2 separate regions of the Homo sapiens genome follow, and region 2 is linked to region 1. A link is a loop called in an ENCODE intact Hi-C map of the cell type or tissue named here. Cell type or tissue: chondrocyte. All regions are shown on one strand. Links, peaks and the distances in the headings refer to the core of each region. The heading gives the core; the rest is flanking DNA.

Region 1 (10,665 bases), core at 1,393-9,392:
CTTTTAAGGCCATCAGGGATCTGAGCCCCCATGGGTAGGGAACAGGCCAGGCAGCTGGAGCGTACAAGAGTCACCACTACGAATAGCTTGACTCTGAAGTTTCTAAAAGGGAACCTGGACCACCTGAGCCTCCCCAGAAGACGCCTCAGTCACATTTACCCTGCTGCTGCCATTAGTATCAGGCAGAGCCATCTGTACACGCGGGAACATGAAGGGCACTTTGCAAGACTTCAGCTGGTGGGTTAAATGTGGCTCACAGCTGTCGCTGAGGCACACTCCCCAAAATAGTCTCAACACAGCAGTAGGAAAGATGACACAGAGGTGACTGAGACTAATAGCAATACAGTATTACTATTATCCCTTGAATAAAGTATGTAAATCAAGGTGTTAACCATCAGGAGCAGAGAAAAGAGAGTGTTAAGTATAGGGGCTTAGCTGTAAAAAGAATCAGAAGAAAAAGAAAAAAAAACCCTCAGTTAAAGGGCTAGATAGTCTAGAAAATTTGTTAGGTATTTATATTATTAACACAGAGCAGGGTAACACGATAGAATAGAAACCTGTTACAAACAGGCAACAACAACAACAAAATAGACAACAACCCTAGAAGAAAAATGCCTTGAAGGAAAAGCTGGAATACTGTGAGAGACTTACCAGTGGCCTGTCTGCGTGTAACTAACTCCTCATCCCGACTTGGTCACGCAAAGGACAGGTGACCATACCTCCAGGAAGGTGGAAAGGGGCCCTACATGAGTGAGAGGCTCAAGTCCTGCCCAAGTGGAATCTGTGATTCTGTGATCTAAAGAAAGTTTGTGGCTATTTTTAGAAACTAAAGTTTATCTCATATTGACACAAACTCAAAAATCAATGATACTTTGAGATATGTCATATCACAAAAAAGATTTCTCCTCTAGTACATTATCATTTAACCAATACAAACAGGTCTGGGCCAGGTGCTGTGGTTCATGCCTATAAACCCAGCACTTTGAGAGGCTGAGGGGGGTGGATCCCTAGAGCCCAGGAGTTTCAGGCCAGCCTGGGCAACATGGTGAAACTCTGTCTCTACCAAAAGTACAAAAATTAGCCAGGTATAGTGGCACACACCTGTAGTTCCAGCTACTAAGGAGGCTAAGGTGAGAGGACCACTGAGCCCAGGGACGTAGAGACTACGGTGAGACATGATTATACCACTGCACTCCAGCCTGGGCAACAGAGGGAGACCTTCTCTCAAAAAGAAAAGAAAAGAAAAAGAAACAGGTCTAATTTGTTCATCTAAGCAATGATAAGATTTATATGAACATAAGTTGCTTTATTGATGAAAAATTGAACATAATCTAATCAAGCCTCTAAATTTAACTGCCAATTTATAGGAAAAGACAGGACAGAACCTACAGGAATGCAATCATTTATATCTAGAATGTGGAAGATTCTGCATGACAAACGACTTGGATTCTTCAACATGTAAATTTCAAGGAAAGAGAGAGAGAGAGAGATAAAAAGGCTTGTTTCCAGATTTGAATGACATGTTAATAGACATTTATGAGACAATCAAGGAAATTTGAACATGGACTGCATATTGAATGTTGAGGGATTATAGTTAATTTTTAAAGGTACAATTGTGATACTGTGATTATATTTTTAAATGCGATCATTATCTTTTAGGAGCACTAAAATATTTACTAATAAAATTATAGGATTTACTTCAAAATAAACAACGATAATAAGATTACCATGAATAGTGGTGGGTGAAATATACAAGGGGCTTATTTGACATTTCCATAATAAAAAACACGAATGAATAACAAAGCATTATAGAAATTCAAGTAAAAAATAGCTCGTGCTTAGTAATAAATCAAAGCGTGCTGGACACTTTAAATAATAAACAAAGATAAGATCTTGCCCTCTAGAAAACAGCTCTAATTCAGGACAGACTTGCTCACATCAGATGGAAGAGTCAGAATGAGATGTGCTGAGTAGAAGGTAGAACGGTCGCTAGCAGAGGGTGGGAAGGTGGTATGTGTGGGGGAGAGGAGAAAGAGAGGTTGATTAATGGGTACAAACAGACAGTTAGATGGAAGGAGTGAGATCTGTTGTTCGACAGTAGAGTAGGGTGACTACAGTTAACAACAATATTTGCATATTTCAAAATAGCTAGAAGACAGGACTTGGAATGTTCCCAACACATAGAAAGGTGATGAACTCAAGGTGCTGAACACCCCAAATACCCTGACTTGATCATTATGCAATAACAAAATATCACATGTACCCTGTAAATATGTACAAATACTACATATCAATTTAAAAATTTTCACACAAGAATGAGATGTGCTGATGCATGTGGAGGCCCTAGCTCCAGACTGGGTGTAAACTTCAAGCCACTGAAGATCTTATTTCCAAGGTTTTTCTACTTTGAAATTCCAAACTTATTTTTCTAGCAGATTTATAAGGGACACGGGACAACATAAACTTGTTAAAGTGACAAGAGAAAGTAAATATGCCCTTAAATTTATACCAAATCTTCTGACAAGTCTTGACTGATAATTGTTTCCTTCAAATTTGTGAAAAACATGAGAGAAAACGTGTTTGTATCTCATTTTTAAGTGTGGACACTTGGCATTGCTCACGGCTTCCAACGGAATAAAATAGGGCTTAGTTGTTTTCCATTAGCTTTTTCCTTTGTGTGTGTGTGTGTGTGTGTGTGTGTGTGTGTGTGTTGTGTGTACATATTGGCTCTAAGCATTTATTAGCCCAATAATTTTTAGTGAAACTCTCCACTTCTCAATATCTTTTGCCGTATTAGATTTTTGTAACATGTGCTAAAGGTTAAAACACCTTTTCCCCTTCATGAAGCCTGAGAGAAGTCGGTTTTCTGGGTTTTCTCAAGACAACCCAGAGGTTTTGTATACGTCTGTCTAAAAAGTCTCAGATTTTTCTTGCTAATTGTGCACCTTCATAATCAAGCAGACAAATCAGAATATTATTTTGGTGAGGCCATCATCTAAACTAACAGTCTTTATGTACAGAAGCAGCACTGACCGGGTTCATACTCCTCAGTTAGCAAGTCAACATCTTCCTCCTGCCAGCAACCCATCCCAGAATATCTGTGGCTTATTAATACTTATGAAAACAACAGTCTTCATTATTTACTAATTAGGAGATGATCAGATGTATCTATTGATAGCAACAGGCTATTTAAAAGTGAAATAATCTATCAAACAGATTTTTTATCAACTCAAAGTTTCCAGTTAGATATTTTTCATTAAATTGATTGCTAGATTGCAGCCACAATCAAACTTAAGTATTATAAGAAGTTTGGTTGGTCTTTTAAAATCATGCAAAAATTCAAGGGGTGCTATTAAATATAGAATTCCAAATGTATAAAGTCTTGTCCTAAAATGGTCAATAAAATGAACCAGTCCACTGGTTCATTTATAGGGGGCCAGTCCACTACATTAATTTGGATGTTCTTCGTCTGCATTTTCATGTTTTCACACACCTGCAGTCATTGTGTACAATTCTGGACTCTTGATTTTCATTTAGCATTCTGCGTTAATATTCTGACATGTTGCTGCCAGGTCTTCATGGCCACCACTTTTAATGGCCAGAAAATATTTCATGTAGTGAACATTTCATAAATTACTTAACCATGTCCCAATTATTGGTTATTTAAGGAATTTAAAACTAAAACACCACTCTTGTGACAAAGTTCTGATGTATCCAGATGTACTCATGCCAAGTCGTCCATCAATAGTTCTGCTAAACCCTGTCAGAGCCCTTTTCTGAAGGGAACCAGGAAACATCTCACAACAAGAAGCTTAAGGCCTCTACAAAATGACTTCAGGGTTAGGATTTCAATTTCACTCTGAGGCACATACAGGAACCACTAGGTTATTTGGCTTAGAATGGAGGGAAGTGTCATTTTGTTTCTGTTCGGCCTGCAGGAAGCTCCTTCCCAGGCCCTGCATTGCCAATTGAACAATTGAACAATTCTCATTGTTCAATTCCCACCTATGAGTGAGAACATGCATTGTTTGGTTTCCTGTCCTTGCGATAGTTTACTGAGAATGATGGTTTCCAGCTTCATCCATGTCCCTACGAAGGACATGAACTCATCATTTTTTATGGCTGCATAGTATTCCATGGTGTATATGTGCCACATTTTCTTAATCCAGTCTATCACTGATGGACATTTGGGTTGGTTCCAAGTCTTTGCTATTGTGAATAGTACCGCAATAAACATACGTGTGCATGTGTCTTTATAGTGCCTAGAACATAATAGGAGCTCCAGAAATACTGTTGAAAAAATGAATAAATTGAGCACACTAAGTGTCTGAATAAAATACCCTGACCATACCCCTAAATAAACAACATAAATAAGCAAATTTCAATTTCTCGGAAAAGTTATATTTTAGTGTCCAATGCTCTTGTTATGCAGTAATGGCATCTTTGATTATTCATATTCGTTAGAGCTTCCAGAAAGGAGTATTGCAAATCACACGGGCCTCTGACTCTCATGACCAAATCCCCCTGTCACTGTCCTTGTTCTCTGATCCTTCCTCTGGGCCCTCGGAAATGCTGGTCTCCATCAAATTGCTGTAAACAGTTTTCAGAAAAAGTTCTCTTTGGGAAGTTTCAAGAGAAAACCACAAATTTCCTGGAAATGCTTCATGCTTCATGACATTTAAGGCTTTCAGAGCCTTGAACTTCAGGAGCAAGATAGCTGGTAGGTCTTCTGGAGGTCTTGCCTAACCTGAGAAGGTCCCAGAGAATTTGTGCATAGAACCTCCCAGGAAGCAGTAAGACAGGCTGGTGCAGTCCCACAGGATGAGAAAGGTAAGAGCTTACCAATGTCTCCAGTTTTGTAAATGAATGTTCTTAGCATTTTTGGTGAGGAGAAAAAAATATCAAACCCATCACAGACAGATCAGCAGTCTCTTGACCTAGGTCACTCAAGGGGTTCTCAACAATCAATTCTAAAATGCAAGTGAAAAATGTCAATATAAGGCTAGACACAGGGGCTCATGCCTGTAATTCCAACACTTTGGAAGGCCAAGGCAGACCTAGAACTTTGTAAATCTGAGATTTTGCTCCATGACTTTGTGGATACTTTCTACTAATACCACCTACACAAAATCTTCAACCAAGAATCTTAATTGCATTTATCAACTTGTGTCCTTAGATCATAACATTTAGATTCATTTGAAAGAAATTTATTGAAGTAAAAGAAATAAGAAGAACTTGATAGCACAAAACAAAGAAAACCCAGAAAGAGAGAGAGAGAGAGAAGCAGAAAAACTAAACACTGAAACCCAGAGAGAGAGAGAGAAGTAGAAAAACTAAACACTGAGTCTTAATCTGTTCTGCCACTAGTCAGCAGCCTGCACAGAGCACTTTAATGTATTCTCTGTCCATTAGTTTCCTTGTTTATGAAAGTATATAGCTCCAAAAAAATTCTGTGTTCTGATTTTTGTCTCTCCAAACCACAACCAGTCCCCTGCTCCCTTCTCTCCTCCTCCTCCTCCTTCTTCTTCTTTCTCTCTCTCTCCCTGTCTCTCTCTCTCTCTCTCTCTCTCCCCCTTTCCCTCTCCCCCACCCACCCACCTCCCAACCCCTGCATACACCTAGGACACCTCCAGCATAGGTTACTACCAATTTTGCACACCTCCAGCATAGGTTACTACCAATTTTGCTGGGTTTATCTCCTTCTGTCCTTTCCGCTTTGATCTGAGGAATAGCTGAGATTTAGGACAGCAACAAGGTGTACCTCCTTCCAGGTTATAAAACAGGATTAATGATTAGGCTCAAGGCCCCTTCCTAGTCACTCAGTAAAGTCTGTGCACTGGAAAACTGTGGTAGCAGTTTTCTGAGCATTAGAAAACTGTGGTTCTCACAGAGGCTGGATGAGTCAACACTGCCATCTGGCGGCCTCTTGGAGGGTGATGTGGAGCCTGGCTTTCATTGAAGAATGAAGGTCCCTTGATTTCCTGACCCTCAGCCAACTCTCCAGCAGCTTCTCACTGCAGAAGAGGTCAGGCCATTGGTCAGCTTGAGGACAAAGTGGGAGGATCACACTTTCGATCACCTATACTTTCTAACAATCAGCCCTGTGGACATCTGCTCACGCCCCATGCTGTTTTTAAAATATTTTCCCATTATAGAAATATTTTTCAAAGATGATTCACAAGCTCCAGGAGCCATTCAGACAAGGGAGAGCAAATTGGCAGCTAAACTCATTCAAGAGTGGAGCAGATGCACATGAAGCTCTGTCTGGCGGAGGAGGCACAAGACACCGAGCCTGGCTGGGAGGGTGCTCATGACAAGAGTGGGGCCACAGGCCTCTCCTTTCATTGGACATAGTGGCCATACAAAGTGGCTGCCTTGAAATGCACCCACATACACTATCGGTCCTCCCGGTCTAGGGAGAAAACTAGCACAGTATGTCAACAGATAAATCAGCGCAATCCTGTGGGTGAAGCAGTGCACCCATACTCTTCATTCTGCTGAGCGGAACTCAAGGGTGAGACACTTGTATTCCTAACTCCACTTGCCTTCAGGCTCCTCCAACATTCCAAATTGCCCATGGACAGAGCTACTACCCCTCCATAGAAGTGACAACTTGAAATAAAAGATTTGAAGCTCCTTCCCACGTTTAGACCCAGGCCTGCTGCTAGGAACTCCAGAGGAGGGATGGAAAGAAGTTTGCACTGCTCACAGATTTAATGTTTCTCTCACAACCAGAAGTAGGCAGCAGGATGGATTTTCAATCAACACTAACAAACGGATCACTCCTGGGTCCTTTAAACAAGTTCCATGTCTCTTTATAGGTTTTAGGTGCCTCCTATGTGTTCAGACTTCGTATAATGGATATATAAGAAAAGTAAATGGGAGGGGCAATATTTAAGAAATAACAGCAAACAATTGCATTCATATTTAATATAAACTACAAGTATCAAGTTAATAGACGCTCAGAAGAAATTCATAAAATCTAGAAAAGTTGGGAAAATCTCAATAGAGAAAATAAAACTTGATCTGGACTTTAAGAGTATGATTTATAAAGTTCAAGGGGACAGTACACAAAGTCAGACAATGTTAGCTGAATCACTGAAGAATGAGAATATCACACCCACTTAACAAAGCAGCCCAGCTAGTTAAAGAAGTATGTTGAAGAGGTAGGGAGTTGGGTGGGGGAGGCGAGGATGGCGTGGAGGGATCTGAAAACTATCAACCTTAAATAATGAGATTTAGAAAATATGATTAAGTAGAGGGTTAATTCGAGTGCAGAGCTTGAGAATGGCCACCTGGAAACACTGACTCTAAACCAGTAAGGTTAATGTTTCAAAGTGGAGAAGTTAAGGTTTCACTTAGAAATTTTAGCAGGATCACATTTTCCATACAAGACCAGTGCATTCGCCACAGCAATTTGATTGGTTATAGATTGCTGCTCATTCCAAGATTACTTTATTACTCTGTGCGGAGGAGTAGTGATTTGAGGGGTCTTATGTCTGGTGCCTTTTTGTCTTGTTTACAGGGGAAAAGGCAGAAGTTGCGCCTGCATGCCGCATAACTCAGGCTCTGCATAGCCACATGTCTTTCAAGGCTCAGAATAATTTGAAGTTCCAACAGCTTTAAGTTTGAATTAATTTCACAAAGCGGAGAAAGACTTGGACTTCGTGCAGTAATGAAGACCACCGATGGGTACTGAACAGCTCTGGTGGGTTTGCACTCAGAGAAAGGAGCCTAAGATGCAGAAGGTGCAGTGAGGCAGCAGCCATCTGCTCTTGTGCTGCTGAGCAGAGCATGATGGGCTGTCACCGCTCACGCGTGTTCTTTACCTGCTGACTCACCTGGCGGCATGGGCTGCATATGGGGTCCCAGCTCCTTAAGCTCCTGTCAGGCCCTTCTGCAACTTCTCCCAAGCTCTTGGGCCAGGTGCATGTCTAGCCATGAAAAAGGAGGCCAGTACCTGATCACTAAGTGAAAGTTCTAAGGTAGTGGGACTGCCACAGGTGTCCCCCATGGTCCCAGGTCACAATCCAGTCTGTTGACCCTCCTCCTTTTGCACCATCGCCCCTTTGACAGCCTGTGCTATGGGTTTTAGGCTCCTAGCACCAAACAGAAACAGGCTTATATAGATCATCTAATCAGCTCTTCTTATGTGAGGCCGAACTCTGTAATAAATCTTTTTATGTCTCCTAGGGCTTCTCTGATTGAACCTGTCTGATGAGGAGTTAAAGAAGTTCTCAAATTGTGTATGCATAAGAATCACCTGGGATTTCTAGCTCAGAGACTGGGACAATAGGTCTATTGAACCTAGGAGTTCATTTTGAACAAGTGCTCTACGTAATTCTGATACAGGGAATCTTCCAGTTACAGTTTGAAATTCACAAATACAAGGAATGAGAGACCTAGAATCAGAAAGCATGTTAATACACTTTTGGGCCATTAAGTGCTCACCCAGGTAACAGGTACAGAAAGGCAGAAAAAGGAAACCTATCAGGGTAATAATTATGCCTTTTTTTTTTTTTTTTTTTGAGACAGGGTCTTGCTCTATCACCCAGGCTGGAGTGCAGTGGCACAACCACAGCTCACTGCAGCCTTGACCTCCTGGGCTCAAGTGATTCTTCCAGTTCAGCCTCTTGAGTAACTACGACTACAGGCATGTGCCACCATCCCTGGCTCATTTTTTGTAGAGAGGGGGTTTGGCCATGCTGCACAGGCTGGTCTCAAATTCCTGGGCTCATGTGATTTCCCCACCTCAGCCTCCTAAAGTATTAGGATTACAGGCGTAAGCCACTGTGCTTGGCCAAGACATTTTGGTAAGAAATATTATTTTCCTACTAAATTGTCTACATTCCCCTTGGGTAGGCTTGCAAAGTCACTGTGACTACAGCAGGAGCTATTGCTGCATGGGAAATATGGAGACACGAGTGGTACCTGGCAGTCACGGGCTCAGTTTGTTTCTAACCTCCCAAGTCAGCACAGCCCCACTGAGCAGACTGCCGGAAAGTATTTATGCCATCTGTCGGATAATTAAGACAAATCCAAACATCTACGTGCATTCTGTGTGTATAAATGGAGTCATGGCCAACCTCTCAAGCAGTTTTCCATCAATCACTTGTAATATTACCAGATACTTCCAATCCCCTTGCAGGCAGTAATGAAGAGAAAGTCTCTACATCAGCAGCTTCTCACTGGAATCTTCAAGCCTAACTCTTAAGAATGAATCATACTTCTAATGTTTATCAAAGGTTTTCTTTTCACACAAGGAATGTGCCTGAATGATCTATAAAACTACCCAAATAACTAGTAGCCAGGTTAGCTCTAGGAGCCATATGCCAAACACATTCTGGACTAAGTCGTGTTCACTCCAAAACTAAGACCATGTTCAAAGTCTACAGCAATACTGGATTAAAACAATGTTAGCTGAAGGTTGTAAAAAAACATCATGGAACACTAATTATGTGCCATCAATCATTACTCAATTTGTAGAACTTCCCTATACACCTTGGGAGGTGAGAACCTTATAGAAAATCCTAGATACACAACTTTATATAAACAGAAAATTCCAAAATGGGAAATCCTTTAGAATAAGAATATACCTAGTGTATATAAAGAAGAAAAAATGTAGATTTGAAATTGGGATACTCTACAGTTTTTAGTTGGGACATTGGGATAGTTAATTTTAGGTGTCAACTTGACTGGATTAAAGGATATCAAGACAGCAGGTAAAGCATTACTTCTGGGTTTGTCTGTGAGGATGTTTCCGGAGACTGGCCTAGGAGTTTGTGGACTGAGTGCAGATCAGCCTGTGTGAGCAGGCACCATCCAACTGAATGGAGCCCAGATAGAACCAAAAGGCAAAGGCAAATAATTCACTGTCTTTCTCCTCGAGCCAGGGACTTGATTAGCAACCCCTCACACCCAACTCCTTATTTTCAGGACTTCAAGGGTTATACCATCAGCTTCCCTGGTTGTGAGGCCTTCAGACTTGGACTGAGCCATGCTGCCAGTTTCTCTGGCTCCCCAGCTTGCAGACAGCCAGGCATGGGAATTCTCAGTCTCAATAACTGAGTGAGCCAATTTCTTTAATAAACCCTTTCTCATCTCTCTCTATATACAAACATATCCTATTGGTTCTGAGTCTTTGGAGAATCCTCATACAGACACTGTTAAGAGATGAACCAGGTGTTACCACTGTGTCCCCAATGCCTGGGATAGTGAGTGACAGTATTGATGTTTGTGCAATAAATGTTTACAATGTGTATCTACTAGCAGCTTTCGATAATTTGAATTATTTATAAAAGGCAAAATAAACAAAAGTGGTATCTAAGATTAACCACTAACTTAGTAAAATTCCATTTATACCACAGGTTGTTCTGGTACAAAGCATACAATAACTCCCATGTTACATATAATTTGACTTGTTCAATAACAAGAAAATTACTCAAATATTATAATGGAGTTAAAATGTATTTAATAGATCTAAAAAATTTTGGCTCTATCAAAACTTAGGTCTCAATTATAACATTACTAAAGTGCTTGTAAAAATTATCCCAGATTTCTGGCTACAGCTTGTATAAAGGCCTATTTTTTTTTTTTTACAGTTTTATTTTGGTTGAAGATTTTTCTCCAAAATAGCTATTCCAGATGGCTTAACAGTCCCAGAAG
Region 2 (10,665 bases), core at 1,408-9,407, 1.6 Mb before region 1:
GCGGCCATCACTGCCCAGACCCAGCAGAACCCCATGGTTGCACACATCTCCCACTAACATTCGGCATCAAAAGTCAGGGAATCGACGTTTATTGCGAAGTTCAAGACGGCTCACTGGTCTGGATATTCTGTTTTATGTCTTACTTGACTACACACTTAAACTCTATGAAAATGGTTCTGTGTCTGTTCTCTAAGATTAGGAGCTCCCTTCTTTCACAAATAAGGGAAAAGTACACTGAAAAAAAATGTTTGTAAGTAATTTCTAGGCCAGGCGCAGTGGCTCACGCCTGTAATCCCAGCACTTTGAGAGGCCAAGACAGGTGGATTACCTGAAGTCAGAAGTGCAATACCAGCCTGGTCAATATGGTGAAACCCCGTCTCTACCAAAAATACAAAACGTTAGCCAGGCGTGGTGATGTGTGCCTGTGGTCCCAGCTACTCAGGAGGCTGAGGCAGGAGAATCGCTTGAACCTAGGAGGCAGAGGTTGTAGTGAGCCAAGATCGCGCCACTGCACTCCAGCCTCAGCGACAGAGCAAGACTCCATCTCAAAAAAAAAAAAAAGGAAATCTATTTCTATACTTTGAATGCTCACTTTTTAATAATTCTGTGTTTGTTAGTATCCCAGAAGCTGATTCTATTTATGAAAAATGCACCTGATATCCTGAGAACACTGCCAAGTGTGCACTCTGGATTGGCCTCTGCACACACAATTGTCCAGTTGCTGAGGGCTGCCCCGAGCTGAGCACTGCTTTGCGAATGTTGGATGAGCACTTACCTTAGGCTTAGCTGCACGAGAGCCCTGGAGCAGTGTGGGGTTTGTGAAAGAGCACAGGCTCCCCTGGTGCCCAGCGAACCTGGTGGAGTGAGATGAGTTTCCCCTTATGACAAGGGAAATAAAGATGGGATGAAGCATCCACTGGGACAGCCCAAGGGCCGGGGTCCTAAAGGCCAAGGGCATTCAGATGCTGACGCTGGAGGCCTCCTCAGTGAGGGAAGCCAGTGCCTGCCCTGGTGGGGAGGATGGGAGCACCTGGCCACACAGAGAAGAAGGGAAGAGGACGACTCGGCACGAAGCCGGCTTTGAAACTTGACTGGGAGGGAGTCCAGCAAGAACGGAGCCAGGCAGGTTTATTCACTGATTGTTCATCTTTTCATTCTCGGCTTGTGCAGGAGTCCAGAGCTATTTTAAACAGCACCGTTAGAACCGTCTCTGCAAACAACATCTACTGCTGTGCTGACCGTGGACAGGTCTCCGCCAAGCCGTGGCTCCTGTTGTCCTGACATAGACGCTGCCATTTTAACACAGACCTCAAGGGGCTGGTGGCTGGACCCACGCGGCCGTCACTGCCCCGACCCAGCAGAACCCCGTGGGCGTGGTTGCACACGTCTCCCACTAACGTTCAGCATCAAAAGTCGGGGGATCGACATTTATTGCAAAGTTCAAGACAGCTCACTGGTCTGACCTCGAGGGTGTCCCTTAGGCCCGTCTCTCAGAGTGTGCATTGGCTGTAATGGAGAAAGTGAGTTTTCCTTGGATTCTGCCCTGGTTTGACCTCATCACACTCCAGGACACAGAGAGCCCGGCTGGGTGATCAGAGATCGGTGTCCTCGGGGAGCCTGCAGTGCCCCTGCTGAGGGCTTCAGGGGCTCAGGAGGTGAAGTGGCTGACTCTAGGTAAAATGGGCTCCGGGAGAGGCACCTTTGTTTTAGGGTGGTTTTAGGATCATTAGGTGAATGCAGCGACCTCACCCAACTACGGCCTCAGGGCCTGGCTCCCCTCAGCCCCCCGGGGCTTTGATGGTGGCCTTGGGACCTGTCCCAGAAGTTGCTGGCTGAGTACAACAGACCTTTGCTGACCAAAGGAAGCAAGGAAAAGAGTTTAGCTGCTCAGGACAATGACTGCATTTAATGACCTCTCCTGCTAGAAACAAAAAAACAGTGGCTCAGGCCTGGGGATGAGAATCAAGTTTTACAGATGGTGGCAGGAGTTCATTACACTGAGCACAGCCAGCCAGCGTCCTGCAGCTGCAAGTGCTCCAGGAAAGGCACCTCCACTTCTGGTCTCATCTCGAGGTCGGTCTCAGTCAGCTGGGAGTGAAAGGGACACATTTACAAGTATTCTCTGGAGACAGTGCAAGGTGCTTCCTGCTGCCATCCAGGACAAGAGGCTCCTGTGCTGGGTGCCTGATACTCTGGCTGGGATGCTTGCATCCTCTCCTTTGCTTCTGCCTGGATCCCTCCCTCCCAAACTTGGTGTCAGAAGAGAAGAGGGACCTCTGGGGACGCAAACATCATTACCAAAACTTTAAGGCCACTTTTCAACAAAAAGGGCATCTTTGAAAGACTTTCAGATCAGAAACAACGCTGTCTCTACCCTCCCACCCCTCCAACCTCAGATTTGGGTGCACTACCATGCAGAATATATCAAATCAGACTTTTGCTATGATAATCTGACTTTTATCAAAGAGCACTGAGAGGGGACAGCCTGGCTGAAGACCACCCCAACAGCTGGTTTTTTTTTTTTTTTTTTCAATTTTTGAGACAAGATCTCACTCTGTCACCCAGGCTGGAGTGCAGTGATGCCATCACAGCTCACTGCAGCCTCAAACTCCTGGGCTAAAGCAATCCTCCCACCTCAGCCTCCTGAGTGGCTGGAACCACGTGCCTGCATGTGCCTGCACCACGCCTGGCTTAGTTGTTTTTTTTTTTTTTTTTTTGTAGAGATGGGGTCTTGCCATGTTGCCTAGGCTGGTCTTAAACTCCTGGGCTCAAGCAATCCTTCCTCGGCCTCCCACAGTGCTGGGATTTTAGGCATGAGCCCCCGCACAGCTCTGTGGGAATGCAAGGCCTTATCCCAGGAACACATGCTGCTGGGGGGATAACCAGGAACATTGGCCCCAGTTTTCCACCTGGATCTGGGAAAGAGACATCACACAGCTCAGTGTCCAGGAGTGGGGGCAGCCCAAGACTCAGGCTCAGGTTTTCCACCTGGATCTTGGAAAGAGACATCACACAGCTCAGCCTCTAGGAGGCGGGGCAGCCCGAGACTCAGGCTCAGGTTTTCCACCTGGACCTTGGAAAGAGACATCACACAGCTCAGCGTCCAGGAGGCGGGCAGCCCGAGACTCAGGCTCAGGTTTTCCACCTGGACCTTGGAAAGAGACATCACACAGCTCAATGTCCAGGAGGTGGGGCAGCCCAAGACTCAGGCTCAGGTTTTCCACCTGGATCTGGGAAAGAGACATCACACAGCTCAGCATCCAGGAGGCCGGGCAGCCTGAGACTCAGGCTCAGGTTTTCCACCTGGATCTCGGAAAGAGACATCACACAGCTCAGCATCCAGGAGGCGGGGCAGCCCAAGACTCAGGCTCAGGTTTTCCATCTGGATCTGGGAATGAAGACATCACACAGCTCAGCGTCCAGGAGGTGGGGCAGCCCGAGACTCAGGCTCAGGTTTTCCACCTGGATCTGGGAATGAAGACATCACACAGCTCAGCGTCCAGGAGGTGGGGCAGCCCGAGACTCAGGCTCAGGTTTTCCACCTGGTCCTTGGAAAGAGACATCACACAGCTCAGCGTTCAGGAGGCGGGGCAGCCCAAGACTCAGGCTCAGGTTTTCCACCTGGATCTCAGAAAGAGACATCACACAGCTCAGCTTCTAGGAGGCAGGGCAGCCCGAGACTCAGGCTCAGGTTTTCCACCTGGATCTGGGAATGAAGACATGACACAGCTCAGCGTCCAGGAGGCAGGGCAGCCCGGGACGTGGGCTCAGGTTTTCTGAGCTCATCTACTTGGTCTCTCCTCACTCACTGTATGACCTCAGGTAACTTCCTGAGTGTCTTCATGCCTCAGTTTCTCCGTGTGCAATAGGAGTTTTGTGAAGATTAATTGAATTAATAACTATGTCGGGACAAATGTATCAGCTCCTGGCACTTGGTAATATAAGCCATGACTCTTCACTGTTGTTATCATTTGATATTTGAGCTTAATGCCAAAAGTTTCTCCGGAGGAAGGTGCAGCTCTCTCGAAGGCGCTGAGCTCCAGCAGGGAATGTACATCCCAACTCATAATTTCCTTCAATGTTAAAACATGAGCCAGTTGCCTGTGACTTTATTCCTTTCGTGCATTCGTGAGTTTACTATCAAGGAAATACAGGTAAGCTCTTCACGTTTATGTTTTCACACTCTTAAAGGCAACTCTGATTCTGATGTTTTAGGCTTTAGTCCATGTTTATCCTGTCTTCTAATTGTTCTAATTTTATGCATGTCTATAATAGTTGTCTTATGTTTCTAAATTACTTTTTATCTTTTTATGTTTTATAGCTATACCCTTTTTCATGATTTTTAGTGCATTAATGCCTGGGAGTGACAGCTGTTTACAATTCAAATCCCACATTCTGCTGCGAACTCTCCTCCTCTGTGTCCGGAAGGTTCTATCCACTTTCCTTTTGTGCATTTAGTTATTGGCACTGCTCCTTCTCCCCTAAAAGAATTCTAAGCAATTACACTTGCTCCATTTCCCTTTAAGGACTCGAACTCACTTCTCCCAGCAAGTCACACTGGCTTACTTGGTCATTGATCTTATGTTTTAGTCTCATTTCCGAGAACCTGCTCATCTGCGGTTGCCTTGTGTGTGTTGGAGACCTTCTCAGAGATGGGGTCATTTTGACAAAGTCACAGAGCAAAAGCCATCACACATCAAAGCCAGGGCTCCTCTGATGCTGAGCCAGTGGTGGGGCCAGGGCTTCTCCGATGCTGAGCCGGTCCCTTTATCCCGTACCCCATCCTCCCTGTGTGAAGGGCATGTGAGACAAAGCCCTTCCAAGTGCAGGACCTGACTCATAGCTCTGACACCTCTGCTTCCTGGGCCGTGTGTGGACAGGCACTGTCTTCTTGAGTGTAGACTGTGTGTTTTTCATTCTTCCATCTGCGACCCGTGGACCTGGGCGTGGGCGATATGGCTGCATTGAGCCTCTAACTGGCTTTCTTATGATAATTATTTTTATTTTTATTTTTTTGAGACAGAGTCACGCTCAGTTGCCCAGGCTGGAGTGCAGTGGTGTAATCTCAGCTCACTGCAACCTCCGCCTCCCCAGCTCAAGCCATTCTCCTGCCTCAGCCTCCTGAGTAGCTGGGATTACAGGCACCTGCCACCATGCCCAGCTAATTTTTGTATTTTTAGTAGAGATGGGGTTTCACCATGTTGTCCAGGCTGGTCTTGAGCTCCTGACCTCAGGCGATTCGCCTGCCTCGGCCTCCCAAAGTGCTGGAATTACAGGTGTGAGCCACCGCGCACGGCCTACAATAATATTTTTAAAACGGCTTTCTCCTATTTTCTTTGGCCTGTCTAAACTTAAGTATCCATATTTCTGTTTTCTGTGTTTGGATATATATATATATATATAATATTTTCCCCATTTTCTCTCATTTTCCCTCAATTTCCTAAAATTTGCCTTTTTCCTTTTATTTTCTTATGACATTATTCTTGTCAAGTACAATTGCTTTTGAATACAAAGTATTTTGGTTTATGATGTTCATGATTTGTCCTGAGATCCTAAAATTTTTGAGGAGAAACCCTTGTCTTCACTTCTAAGACTATTTTATTTTAGTTCTTTTCTCTGCATCCCCCTTAACCAGCTAATAACATTTTGTCTTGATTTCATAATATGATAGGTTTTCATCTTTGTGACTACCATGTGGTCACTTTTACTCACTAGGCTTTTGAACTCAATTTAAACAGAATAACTTACCAGTGCAAAATATGAGGTTAGATGAGTAAGTTGGAATCAAAATTCTGCCATGTTGGGCAAATTATTCACCTACATATTGTGAAGTGTTGTGTTATTTCTCCTTATTTATTCTTATGGGGTCTTATTAAAATCTTAGCATTTGTTAAAGAAAATAATATTCATCATTTAAAGACCAGACGGTTCAATCTAATGAATTTTAATAACACAACAAATTAAACCACGTTTGCCCCATTCTGTAAACAGCGCTGCCTGCTTTTCTGTCCTGGCACAGTGTCCAGGCTTGGCCACGAGGGGGCACTTGAAACCTGCCTTTCGGTGCCTGGTCGTCGTCCCCTGAAGTGAAAAGTTGCCCTTCCGGTTATTTCCCTTCCTGTTTGTCTGCCTCCGGGGTGTGTGGCTTCATTATCAGATCTCAGCAGCTTATGAACTTTAAAAAGGGTAATAAGCCCTGTGAAAACCCCCTTTGTGCACGTTTTCAAAAATGTATTTAACATCCAAAAAGAATGTTATGACACTCACTGTCTCCACGAGTGAAAATGTGTGTGCACATTGTGTGTGTGTGCATGTATGTGTGCATCCATACGTGTGTATGTATGTATGCATCTGTGTATGTGTGCATGCATGTGTGTGCGTCTGTGTATGTATCCATATGTGTGTGTATGTGTGTGCATGCATGTGTGTGCATGTGTGTGCACGTGCATCGCTTGCATGTTTTCTTGTGTGTGCATATCTGTGTGTGTGTGTGTGTGTCCCGGATAAATAAGCCATCAACTAAGAAGGAAACAGGCTGGCCTTTGTCTAGGGCCTGCCTTACATCTGCCGGAGTCCAAAGTCCACAATTCTTCCCTTTCGATTTCTGCCTTTTCCATAACTGGCACTGACCAGCAGAAACAGAAATGTGTTGTGAGGTCACCACCATCACCTTTCTGCTCATCCACACGTGTGCTGGGGTCTGCTGCCGGCAGCGGTGTGGCAGGACTCGGCGGTCTCTTGTGCAGGTCTGCGTCTCAGATGAATGAGGATGAAGTTTTGATTAGATGCCCTCTCCGTTCCCTGAAACTCTGGAATTCTAGGCCTGTCTCTTTTTCCTGCTTCCTTCCCTCCCTTCCTGCTTTCTTCTCTTCCTTCTTTCTTTTCTCTCCCCATCCCACCCTCCCTTTTCCCTTTTTCTCCCCCATCCCTTTACTCCCTAAATGAGTGTCTGAGGGGCCGACCACAGTGCCGTGCTGTGTCCTCTGCGAGTGTGTATTCAGAACTACAAGAAATCACTTTGTTCCTTCTCCTGTGTACTCACGGAACTTGATTCTTGCCCTGAGAAGAAGGCAGGAACCGGACACCTCCATCACCCTCTCTTTTTACACTTTCCAACGTCAGGACAGCACCCTTCCCTCCACTCCCACCTTCAGACTCTCAGAGGAACAGGCCATCTTCAGCTTGCGTTAGAACCTCTCCTCTACAGCCAGGACCCAGGTGTTTTCACACATTCCCCAGGGTTTTCTCTCCAATCAGCTTTGCGCCCCATCCCTCATGTTCACATTCCATTTAGAGAGGAAGCTGCACTGGCCCTGAGCCCCGCATTGCCTGGTGTTTCCCATCACTGCTCCACTGACCTTCCTGTCTCCTGCCGGGACGGTGGCTGTGGCCCCCGAAGCTGGGCTCCTGCCTTCCCTTGCCCCCCACACCCTCCTCGAGGCTCCAAGAGTGACAGGCTGTGGGCAGCCTCAGTCCTCTCCCCTCTCCATCTGCTTTCAACCAGGAATTAATTCGAGCAGGAACACCGCAGTGAACCCTTCCTGGCAGAATAGGACTGTGGTGTTGAAGGCAAGGCTCAACCACCCTCCACCAGCCTGGCTGAAGTTTTTGCAGAACCATGCTGCCCTCCGGGTCCCTTCCCCCAGTCCTTCTCCCTCCCCAGGAGCCTGAAGCTCTCCCCAGCTTCTTGTGCTCTCCAACAAGTCCCTTGAAAAAACTGATCCCATATTTCAATTTGTTATGAATCTATGTTTCTTTATGTCTCAGAGCATACTATTAACACTTGCTTTAAAGGAATAGTGTACTAATTACAACATGGAGGTCGGTCTCCACTGACACTTTTCTTCTGGGATTGGGTCCTATTTTTCTGTTTCCTCGGTTGAAGATTGTAAAGGTTTTGCCACTGTCCTGGACACTGAAGGTCACGTGTTCAGATTCTGGGTTCTGTTGTATTCCTCCAAACAGTGCTCAGCTGTGTCATTGCTGTTGTTGGTAGAGCGGACACTCACTTGACTGGAAGCAAACTGCAGGCTCTGTCTTTGGACAGCAGGTCAAATCTCAATTCAGACCTTTCATCTCTAGCTGGGCTGCTGGAGGTGTGTCTTGCATATGCACAGTTCAGGGGTCATCAGGTATTAGGGTAGAATTTATATACAAGATGCGTGGATGCCCCTCTCTGTCTCTTTCTCCACAGATTTCTCCTTAATGTCTTTGTGTCTATGGTTACCCCCAATTTTACCCTGCGGTGTTCTTCAGATGAGAAAGACTGCAGGTTACCTACTGGAGTTTCACTGCCCCACATGGCCTGCTGGAGCCTGGCCTTGGGGTAGAAGCTGTGAAGCTGGTATATTCACTCTGTGCCAACTCCTCTCCTCCAAGTGCTAATTCCAGCCCAGAAACTGCCTGCTTTGGAGCATGATGTAAACTTGGCCTCCCTTCATGCTACATACAGACCACGGAAATGGGACAACCACCCCAGGGTGCTCTGGGACCAGCTTGCATTGATTTGCAAGAGTGATTGTTGAACATTCTGCAATTTCCAAGCTGGCTGTTCCATCATTTGTAGCTTGAAACCAGAAGTTGATTAAACATGGTGGGACCATTTATACCATGGTACTTGACAAACTACAAACCAGGTGTGTCTGTCTGTCTGTCTCTCTCTCTCTCTCTCTCTTTTGTGGGGAGGGCAACTAATGAGTACCCTACTACCCAAGACATTTACCACTTTATTTCCTCAAATGTTAACTCTCACTCAGGACTTGCCAGCTTATGGTTTTTCTCTGTTCCTCCAGATAACTGTTATATGTCTCTCTCTCTCTCTCTCTCTCTCTCTCTCTCTCTCTCTCTCTCTCTCTCTCTGTGTGTGTGTGTGTATGTGTGTTAGGAGTACGGTAGTAGTTCTACAAAAGAACAACTACAAAAGAAAACTCATAGCTGTTATCTCAAACAAGGTGAATAGGCTCTGATGGGAGCCTTTCAGCCATCATTATAAACAAAAACCCTTTCAATGTATCTTCAATAAAAAGATCCTCTCTCTTCTTTCTTAGACATCATGTGATCTCTGTTCGTATGACAGGCTCTTCTGATCCAATCATCTCTACTCATTCCTTAGGTTAATTTTTGGCTTGATCAGTATTAATGTTCATATTAAGGCTTTTCATAATCAATTTGTGACTTAACACAATTAATATATTTAAACATCTATTAAAACTGAAATACATTTGTGCCCATCTATAGAGAGGGAAGTTTCTCACATGTTCTCTACAAACACTGGCTACTTGGTTACAAGAAACACTTTCACATTTTCTAGTCCCACAGGCTATTCACCAACTCTTATGTTTTGTCATGAAGACTAAGCTTAGCTCATAGTGGCAAATGTACCACTTACTCAGTCATTCCTTCAAAATGATTTATTAACTGCTTGGATAATAACCATGTAAACAAGTATATTCATAATTACAAGAACTTGTACGTCATGAAGTAAAGAAACTGTGATACAATTGCCCTAATAATAGAGAAACTCATTAGAGAGTGTGTTTGTAGAATGTCTGGCTGTGCAAGTAATATTTAAGCTAATATTTAAAGGATGAGAAGAAATTGTTCACTAAGGAACTGAAGAATTAAGAAGTAAACATTCCAGAACATTCCAGGTATAAGGAACCTTGTGCCAAATTCCCTAGGATAAGAAAGAATTTTTCAGCATGTCAAAATAACTGAACGAAGCCAGTGTGGATGGATTTTAGTAATCAGGCGACAGTGATATGGAAGGGGTAGGAGTGAAAGCAGGAAAGGGTGCCATGTAGAGTACTGCAGACCAAGTTAAGCCACGAGCCTGGGTTTTATACATTGCAATGGGGAGACGTTGAAACAGCATAGTCAGGAGTGGCTGACATAATTCATAGGTAAAAAGATAACTGTGACCTGAATTACCAGCGGATTAAAGAGGGGAAGAGAGGGCAAAAGAAGAATCCAGGGGGCTCATTGGGAGAAGCTAAGGCTGTGTGGGCGGCAGGTTTTTGTGACTTGGACTCGGGTTAGGGCAGTGGAGATATGGAAGTTCCTGGCTGTTCAAGAACCCAGTCAGGCTCAGTGGGTTGTGTCATAAGAAATACGCTCTGGGGGCCAGGCGCGGTGGCTCACACCTGTAATCCCAGCACTTTGGGAGGCCGAGGCAGGCAGATCACAAGGTCAGGAGTTCAAGACCAGACTGACCAATATGGTGAAACCCTGTCTCTACTGAAAAAAAAAATTAGCTGGGCATGGTGTCACGCACCTGTAGTCCCAGCTACTTGGGAGACTGAGGCAGGAGAATCGCTTGAACCCGGGAGGTGGAGGTTGCAGTAAGCCAAGATCACGCCACTGCACTCCAGCCTGGTGACAGAGCGAGACTCCGTCTCAAAATAGCAAACAAACAAACAAACAAAACATGCTCTGGGAAGGCGTGCCTTGCTGAATCCTTAAAAACATCTGAATGTGAAGATCAGGTAGAAGGCAACACACTTCTGAGCCAGCATAGAAGGAACAGATAGAGAGGTTAGGGAGACAGGTGCTCGGCTTCAGAGTCATCTTCTGTTCCTCATTGCCAGCTGGGTGTCCTGGAGGAAACATTGGTGATCTGATGGTGGGTTGGAGGAGAGCAGAATGCAGAGGACGCCATGAGGATTT

What was found. Hi-C counts contacts between places; a loop is a spot of excess contacts. Peaks named below come from ENCODE experiments on the same cell type or tissue, not always from the same donor. Only the 100,000 strongest peaks of a DNase experiment are listed, where the experiment ranks them.
Region 2: it touches region 1 in a loop (11-fold over the local background); 23 of 110 quality-filtered maps call a loop at or near these places.

What each region holds. Positions count from the first base shown.
Region 1 is chr6:170,524,096-170,534,760 of GRCh38, forward strand. No RefSeq gene overlaps it. Among named protein-coding and RNA genes, the nearest start is that of PSMB1, 24 kb to the right of the region's middle. In chondrocyte, for the core only: CTCF peaks have their summits at 5,935 (motif pointing left) and 6,137; no DNase peak of the experiment used is centred there.
Region 2 is chr6:168,889,168-168,899,832 of GRCh38, forward strand. No RefSeq gene overlaps it. Among named protein-coding and RNA genes, the nearest start is that of LINC01615, 270 kb to the right of the region's middle. In chondrocyte, for the core only: a CTCF peak has its summit at 6,032 (motif pointing right); no DNase peak of the experiment used is centred there.